Regions from separate parts of the Homo sapiens genome. Here region 1 is linked to region 2. The links are chromatin contacts, found by Hi-C or POLR2A ChIA-PET in ENCODE. All regions are on one chromosome and are shown on one strand. Each heading gives the region's core, a stretch centred on a gene start or an enhancer-like site at or near the end of the contact. The rest is flanking DNA. Distances are from core to core; before and after follow the strand shown. Region 1 holds the start of RHEX (regulator of hemoglobinization and erythroid cell expansion). Region 2 holds the start of KLHL12 (kelch like family member 12).

The links. A loop is a pair of places that touch in the nucleus more often than their neighbours do. ChIA-PET counts read pairs that join two places held with the same protein, here RNA polymerase II (POLR2A). Pooled maps may share reads with other maps.
Region 1: a loop to region 2 is called in a pooled map, with 4 times the contacts of the local background. The contact joins the promoter of RHEX here to the promoter of KLHL12 in region 2. A Hi-C loop is called at or near these places in 1 of 168 maps with a recorded cell type or tissue (ovary) and 1 of 50 pooled maps. POLR2A ChIA-PET finds 5 or more read pairs at or near these places in 1 of 52 experiments (endothelial cell of umbilical vein).

The regions. Positions count from the first base shown.
Region 1 is chr1:206,050,204-206,054,427 of GRCh38, reverse strand. It overlaps RHEX (regulator of hemoglobinization and erythroid cell expansion), which reads right to left and starts at 1,255. Exons shown (of 6, transcript NM_001007544.4): 1 at 1,163-1,255. It overlaps LOC105372857 (a long non-coding RNA gene), which reads left to right. Exons shown (of 3, transcript XR_922473.3): 3 at 1-985. RefSeq lists enhancers at 1,140-1,199, 1,620-1,859, 3,223-3,722.
Region 2 is chr1:202,924,756-202,929,410 of GRCh38, reverse strand. KLHL12 (kelch like family member 12) reads left to right here and starts at 2,177. Exons shown (of 12, transcript NM_021633.4): 1 at 2,177-2,322; 2 at 4,204-4,443. The coding sequence starts at 4,249. RefSeq lists enhancers at 1-406, 407-908, 1,985-2,034.

The DNA of each region.
Region 1 (4,224 bases), core at 6-2,505, 3.1 Mb before region 2:
ATAATCTTTTTACCAAAGGTATGTTTTACTTTTCTTATACACCTTGCACATAAACTGTTTTTTTAATAGTACTCAGGAGGCCTTATTACTTTTAAATTATACAACATTTTTTGCATAAATTTTTTTATAACATTTTTTCTTTCACGACTTTTGCCGACAATTCTTCAATGTGTCTCAACTTTCTGACTTATTACAAACATTTTTTTTCTTTAAACACCAGTTAGTTTATTTCAGGACAAGAATTTACCATATAACACTCTTTTTACATAAATTCTGTCTCCCCCCACTTTTTTTTTTTTTTGAAGATAACCATTCCTTTTTTTTTTTTTTAAAGCAAACTTTCTTTATGCCTTTGGACTAGACTGTCTAAGGCCACAAGATTAGAAGTTACCATAATACATGTTACACTGTTAACTTTAAGCAAACTTCACTTTTGTTGAAAACCTTGTAAGTTTGGGATTTCAATTATCCTTTGCTATTAAGACCTTGTTTAGTCTAAATTAACTTAGAATTGGTATAGATGGCCTTTTTTTCTCTCTACTGGTCTTTCCTTGCCTCTGCCAGCCGCTTATGCTGCTGTTCTCTTAACTACGTTGGCGGGGCAAGGGGGTATAAAAGCAGCTGTAACTTTCTATGTATGGAAACTGGTCTGGGTGCCTTGGCTTACGGGTTACCTTGTGTCATACCTTTGAAACAAGGGACCTGTCCAGGCTTCCTTCTGATGGCCAACCCACCTCTAATGCTGGCCAGTCTATTTCACACAAAGTTCTAAGTTTTCCTGGTGTCACAGTAACACTGTAATCTCCCTTAAATTCTTTCTTGAATTTTTTTTTAACATAGTTCCTAGTGGGGTGGGCTTATTTGTACCTGACCCATGCTTCTTCGAGACAAAACACCACACCCACACCACACACATGCCACAAACAAAAAAACAGGTAAAAAGGGCATACACACTCTTGCAGTTTACACCAAACCAAAATCAAAACCAAAATCAGAGTATCCAGAAATCCAAGCCAGGTCAAAACCAAAACCAAAACCAAAGTATCACACAATCTAAGTCAAGTCAAAACCAGAACAGAAGTGCCAATGCAGGCATGTCGTGGGTGATCAGGCCACACTTCCACCTAGATGGAGTGGGGCAAGTTCCAAAGACTAGTCTTACCAAGTTTCAGATGTCCGGACTCCAAGTGCCAGTTCCTTCCCGGTGTTCAGCCACTGTGTTAATCCTCCACAGGGAACTGCTACACGCTGCTCTGGTGAGGCATTCCACCGGGGCAATTTCCTACCCGGGAGTGCTCTTTGGATCGCGTCACTCGGGCTGGCCGGAGTCCGCCTCAGGGATGCTCCACAGGGGAGGCCTAAGCCGCCTAAGGGGCTGCCTCGGCTGTCCATCAGTTACCTCGTTTCCTGGTCAGGGAACCAAGAAATGTAGCAGGACGAGCCGCAGACAAAACCCCTCAGACACCAAATTGTAGAAGGAAGGGCTTTATTCAGCTGGGAGCATCAGCAGGCTACTGCCTTAAAATCCGAGCTCCCCGAATGCACAATTTCCGTCCCTTTTAAGGGCTCACAATACTAAAGATTTCACATGAAAGGGTCATGATTGATTTGAGCAAGCAGGCGGTATGTGACAGGGGCTGCATGCACCGGTGGTCAGAGAGAAACAGAACAGGGCAGGGAGTTTCACAATGTTCTTCTATACAATGTCTGGAATCTATGAATAACATCAGTTTCTAAGTTATGAGTTGATTTTTAACTACTGGGTTTAGGCCAGGCAGGCCCAGGCCTGGTTTCGGGCCTGGCGCCGGACTGCCTGTCTTTGGTTTTACTTCCTTGTTGTTTTTCCTTAAAACAGGTACTGAGTATAAAACAATATAAAACAATATGAGAGGGTCTCTCTCTTCCCTCACAGTGACCTGGGTCTCAGACACTTCCTAACTGTGATCTTAGGACAAACACTTAGCTTTTCTGAGCCTCATCTGTGAAACAGACAGAATATGAATGCCTACCTCATGGAGTTGTTTAAGAACTCAGTGATCAGACTATTATTCAACAGTAATAACGAGCCAGGCCCAGTGGCTCACGCCTATAATCTCAGCACTTTGGGAAGTCAAGGCAGGAGGACCGCCTGAGCTCAAGAGTTTGAGACCAGCCTGGGCAATATAGCTAGACCTTGTCTCTACTTTAAAAAAAAAAAATCCGAAAATTAGCTGGGTGTGCTACTGCATGCCTGTAGTCCCAGCTCCTTGAGAGGCTGAGATAGGAGAATCACTTAAGCTAGGGAAGTCGAGGCTGCAGTGAGCCATGATCACACCATTGTACTCTAGCCTGGGTGACAGAGCAAGACCCTGTCACAAAAACAAACAAAGAAACAGAAGACAGGAATAACCACCATTTGTATTGTTCTAGTTTTCAGTTGGTCTTACCTGAGCAGAGTAATTGGGTGAGATTGTTCATGGAGGCATTGCTGGCTCTCTAGTCCTGGAACCTACAGTTGGTCCAATTCATTATGCCAAAGGGTCCGTCTAGGAGGTTCTTGTTCCAAGTATTGAGATTCCCGAGAGAAGTAGGTCCCCTTAGATAGAAGCAGAGTTTCTCAGAGGTATTTAGCAGCAGCTGGTGGACACAGGACTCAGGGAGCTGGCCCCCCTCTTCCCTTCCATGTCTTTCATTCCTGCATGGGAACCTGTCAGATGGGGAGATTGTTAAAATCTCACCACTGGAGGGGAGGGCCTCAAAGGCCATGGAGACAGCACCTCTCTCTTAGTGAAGGCATCTTCAGATAGAATTCAGCACAAATTCAAAGGTGGCTCCCCAGACCCTATCTGTCACATCGCCCTCTCATCTATTAGTATCTGAAGTCACCTTGATCATTTATTTGTTTACTTGATTATTGTCAGCCTCTCATCACATGAATGTGAGCTTCATAAGAACAGAGACCTTATCTGTTTTGGCCAACATTTCACCCCCAGTGTCTAGAAAGTGCCTCATGCAATGAATAGGTCCAATACATATTTCTTCAATAAATGAATGAATGAATGAATGCCAAAGACTCCTTCATAAAAGCCAGGGTCAACTGACCTCTGCCAGAATTTTGGAGAGCCTACACCACAGACTTTTGAACCTCTTAGCTGATGACAAATCTTTAGCCTTCGAAGCGGAAATTGATTTGAAAGAGCCCAAAGTACTCCGGTAAAGTAGGTGATGTTGAACTGGGTAATGTCAATTTCAGAAAAAGAGGACACGTGCCTGTGAAACACCAAGAGCAGTGTCCTGGGGTTGGGGAGGACACCTGCCTGGGTGTGGGTGGCCAAGGGGAAGAAGGAAGAGAAAGAGCAGGGGAAGATGCTGTCCCACAGCCACCACCACAGGTGTTCACCGGCCTCAGGCGCCAGCCCTGCTCAGGGTGAGAGGCGAAGAGGGAGGTGTGCTTAAGGCCAAATGAAAGAGGATCTGCCACCCTCTCCTCCCCCAACTCTTACCACATTCTAGCAAAGAGAGCTGCAGGAGCAGTCAGGAAATCCCCTAACAAGGCAAGCATTGGAACCAAGAGCCCAGGTGGCACGGATGAGTCACTTCACTTACTTGGACTCAGTTCCCCTATTTGTGAAATGAAGCAAGGATGAGAAGAGGAACAAGACGTGATCAAGAAAAAGGCAAATGTTTTCACAAGTGCCTGTCATTGCCCCCTTCTGTTGTCCCCTTCCACATGTCACCTGGTACATTGTACATTTCTTCTAACAATTGTGTTATTGGCCAGGAAATACAGAGAATTCTTTTAGAGAATAGGTTTTCTAAGTGTTAAAATTGTTTTTATTTTTAATTTTGTAAGGGGAGGACATCATCACCTTTTCAGTTTGGGACTTTTGAAGTGTTTGTTTCATTAGGTCACATTCAGATGGTTTTAGAATTCAAAAGGTACAAAAGGATAGTCCTGGAAAAGCTGCTCATCTGCTCTTGACCCCAGCCATCTAGTTCTCCTCCCTGGAGGAAACCAGCATGCCCAGTTTATTGTGTACGTTATGTGTACATGAGCAAACACACAGACACACAGAAACACACTCACCATACAGGCGTCTTCCTTACACATGACAGTGTACTACATACTTTGTTTTGCCTTTTGCTTTTTCACTTAATATATCTAGGAGTTAATTTATTATTAATACATACAGAACTTTCTCATTCCTTTCTTCCTCTTCAGAGTGTTCCGTTCTATGGTTGCTC
Region 2 (4,655 bases), core at 928-3,427:
TTAATGTTGTTGTTGATCTAATCTACAAACAATGCTGCAGTTAACAATCTTGTACATACATCGTTTTACATGTGCACGAGTATATGTGAAGGAAAATTTTATTAAAATCGACGAATATTTCCAAAATGCCCCCAATAATATACCAATCTTGCATTCTTCTCTACAATGTGTGAGTCAGGGACAGTTTTAGATCAGGAAGGTATGACATGGAAGATGGGGACACGTTGTAAATTTAGAATGCTACCCACTTGGCTATGGTTTTAGTACCCTTAAGAATCAAAGGGCTAGGCGCTGTGGCTGACGCCTGTAATCCCAGCACTTTAGGAGGCCAAGGCGGGCGGATCACGAGGTCAGGAATTCGAGACCAGCCCGGCCAAGATGGCGAAACACCGTCTCTATTAAAAACACAAAAATTAGTCGGGCGTGGTGGTGTGCACCTGTACTCCCAGCTACTCGGAGAGGCTGAGGCAGGAGAATTGCTTGAACCCGGGAGGCGGAGGTTGCAGTGAGCTGAGATCGCGCCAGTGCACTCGAGCCTCGGCGACAGAGCAAGAGTCCGTCTCAAAAAAAAAAAAAAAAAAAAAAAAGAATCAAAGGGCTCACAGAGCATAATAGTATTACCAAACACAATTTGTCTAGACATTCAGATAAGCTGAACTAATTAAGCTTTTTGCCTTTTCAGTCACTAAGTGCACCAAAATAAATTAGAATTTCCTGAATCAATTAGAATTTCCTTAGAATCAATTCAGTGGTGATGACAGGGCCCATTATGATGCAGAGTATATACTGAGGTCTGTGGATCCTAAGGCTCAGAGGATTCTCGCCGCAGCGTTGTTCGGCCCGAAAAGGCCATTGTGGACAATGGACGTGAATAAATTTGAGGCCTCTGTGGGTTTTCTCGATGTCAAAAAGTTCCTCAGTACCTGGAAGGTAAAACATACTTGCTGCAATCAGATGCTTGGCATATTAAGCGTTGGAATTCTCTCTGCCTGCCCTGCCTAGTGAGCGGTAGGGAGGAACTCAGGCTCAGCCAATCGCCGAGCTGTAGATACATTCCCAGGCTCCCTGCCGGACCCCACAACATCCAGCCTTTTTTTTGTTTTTTCTTTTTTTTCTTTTTTCTTTTTTTTTTTTTTGAGACGGAGTCTTGCTCTGTCGCCCAGGCTGGAGTACAGTGGCGCGATCTCAGCTCACTGCAACCTCCGCCTCCCGGGTTCACGCCATTCTCCTGCCTCAGCTTCCCGAGTAGCTGGGACTACTGGCGCCCGCCACTACGCCCAGCCAATTTTTTTGTATTTTTAGTGGAGACGGGGTTTCACCGTGTTAGCCAGAATCGATCTCCTGACCTCGTGATCCACCCGTCTCGGCCTCCCAAAGTGCTGGGATTACAGGCGTGAGCCACCTCGCCTGGCCTTTTTTTTTTTTTTTTAAGAGACAGAGTCTCAGTCGGTCGCCCAGCCCGGAGTGCAATGGCGCGATCTCGGCTCAGCAACCTCCGCCTCCCAGGTTCTAGCGATTCTCCTGCATTAGCCTCCTGAGTAGTTGGGATTACAGGCGCGTGCCACAACGCCCGGCTAATTTTTTTGTATTTTCAGTAGAGATAGGGTTTCACCATGTTGGCCAGGCTGGTCTCGAACTCCTGACCTCAAGTAATACACCCGCCTCGGCCTCCCAAAGTGCCGGGATTACAGGCGTGAGCCACCACGCCTGGACATTTTTTTTTTTTTTTTTTTTTTACAGGGTCTCATTCTGTGGCCCAGGCTGGAGTGCAGTGGCGATCCTGGCTCACTGCAACCTCTGCTGCCTGGCTCAAGTGATCCTCCTGTCAGCCTCTCGAGTAGCTGGGACTACAGGCGCGGTGCGGGCTAATTTTTTTTTTTTTTTTTTTTTTGTAGAAACGGGGTTTTGCCGTGATCCCCAGGCGGGTCTGGAACTCCGGAGCTCAGGTAATTCGCTCGCCTCGGCCTGCCAAAGTGCCGGGATTATAGGCGTGAGCCACCATTCCCTGCCCACCCGACCTTTTTGTAATTCGGCTTCCTAGCAGCGTACAGAAGCCCCGCGCTAGGGTACAGACAGGTCACGTGACACCACCTCCTCACGTGACGCAGACTCTGGAGCGGGGGGAGGGCGGTGCTCCAGCTGCATTGCGTCATCACGTCGCGCGGCCGCAGGGGCCAGACCCGGACGGCTCCAGAGCCTCCAGAGCCTCCGGGTCTGGGCGGCGCTTCGGCTCCTCCCGAGCCGCCTGCTAGCCCCGCGCCGCACTCCATCCCCACAGGCTGGGGACGGGCCCGGTGCGGCTGTGTGGGTTCGGGAGCGGAGGTGAGTTGCGCGGAAGTGATGGCAGTCAGCCCTTCCCTTCCTGTCCGTCAACTCCGGGTTATGGCCCTACCCCCCATCCTTGGTCTCCCTGCAAGGCGGAATGGGAGACATGCCCAACAGAGGAGGAAGGCTGGCAGTGGGGTGGGGCATCTGGCCTCGGTCACCCTCTCAACTCTCCCCCTGAACTGCCCCTCTCCGATACCTCCACCTGGCGGTGGCGGCCATATGCCTGGTGGTATTAGGAGGAAGGACTTCGTTTCCTTCTCTAGAATTTAGTCTTTCCCGAGTTTACTACCCATTCCCTGCCCCGAATCTCCCGAAGTGGAATCCCTCCATTCAGATGTTAACGAAAGTTCTAGAAAATAGGTCACTTCAGAAGGGTGAGGATGAAGGATATGCTGAGACTTGGAGTGTTGAGGCAGGAATCCCCTAGAAGGAAGACCACTCTGCACCGGGGTACTGTCATTTTGACACGGAAACGATAAAAGACCCCCCGGGCTGTCTTCATAGTAAATGGACATTTGTTCTAGACCTTTTTACACCCCTAGAGTTGCAACTAAGTTGACTTAAGTCTTTTTGAAAAACATATGCTTTGATGAATCACCCGCTTTTCTGTAAAATGGGTCTTGCAGAGTTGTTGGAGGAATTATCTATAGTGCTTATAGAGTAAAATGCCAACTACAAACAGAAGTAGATGAGAATTTAGGATCTCATTTTTCCTGTTGAAAGATTAATTGTGACTTGTGGACTTTTGGAGACCACAGTTTGATTTCCTTCCCCCCGGATCATTTCAGAAAGTTTTGGATTCCAATATCGATTCTTTAACAGTAATGGACATTCACAGATGTAGAGTAGGAATACCCTCTTGTTGAAGAGCTTCAATATCTTAAGCAAGTGTAAGTCCATCGATAACTTGCGTGGTTTCCATTATTCAGTGTAGGTAATGGGTCCTCAATTGAAGTTTCTTTTTTTTTTTTTTTTTTTGAGACAGAGTCTCGCTCTGTTGCCCAGGCTGGAGTGCAGTGGTGTGATCTCGGCTCACTGCAACCTCCACCTCCTGGGTTCAAGTGATTCTCGGGCCTCAGCCTTCTTGGTAGCTAGGATTATAGGCGCGCATCACCACGCCTGGCTATTTTTTGTATTTTTAGTAGAGACTAGGTTTCACCATGTTGGCCAGGCTGCTCTCAAACTCCTGACCTCAACTGATCACCCACCTCAGCCTCCTAAAGTGCTGGGATTACAGGAGTGAGCTGTTGGGCCCGGCCTGAAGTTTCATTTTAAGAAGAAATCCAGATATGTTTGGAAGTCATCAGACATATCATTTGGATACTTCTTTAGAAAAAAGTTTATTTTTACTGAGTGGCCTTTCTTGCTCTAAGTTGAAGTTGAATACACACTTTTTCTTACATTAAATTCTAAACATTTATTGTGCAACTTCTAGGATAGAAAGCATACATATAAAGCAGGATCCTCTTTTTATGTATGCTCTAAATACTTATCTACTTAAGGACATTAAATAGTAATAATATAACACCTTTAAGAAATTTTATATTTTCGGTTTATCATTTGAGACAAGAACCTTGTCAAGATTTACAAGACATATATTGTTTATCTCTACTTACATTTCAGCATTGATCATATTAAATGTCAAGTGGTAGGGACACTCCGTGATAGAGGAATTCAGAGGAAGAAGAGAGAGCTTTTACATGGACTAGATAGTGGCTAGTGGTTGGTGGTGATGCCAGGCATAGGAGTGCCCTCAACTTGTGTATGTTTGGGTCTGAGGAAGCCTCTTAGGTTCTTAATTTGTAAAGCTAATTAAATATGTTCAGTTGCCCTAGTTCTTTGAATATGCTCATTGTTTTTTTTTCCCTCTTGTAGTTGCAGAATCCAAGGACCCATTTTGTTCTTTCTCCGCACTGCTTTATGGGAGGCATTATGGCCCCCAAAGACATAATGACAAATACTCATGCTAAATCCATCCTCAATTCAATGAACTCCCTCAGGAAGAGCAATACCCTCTGTGATGTGACATTGAGAGTAGAGCAGAAAGACTTCCCTGCCCATCGGATTGTGCTGGCTGCCTGTAGTGATTACTTCTGTGCCATGTTCACTAGTGAGGTAAGTGGTAAATTAGCCCCACACAAATGAAACCCGTGGAACTCTAGTTGTCTAATTTCACTGAATAAAATAGTGGAAGTTTGATATAATTTTGAATTTTTACAGTGTGATGTTTTGGCAGATTCTGGATAAGATCTACCACTTAGATGACTATGCCTTAGTTTCCTCATCTTTAAGTTAGGGATAATAGTAATATGTAACACATGGTTATT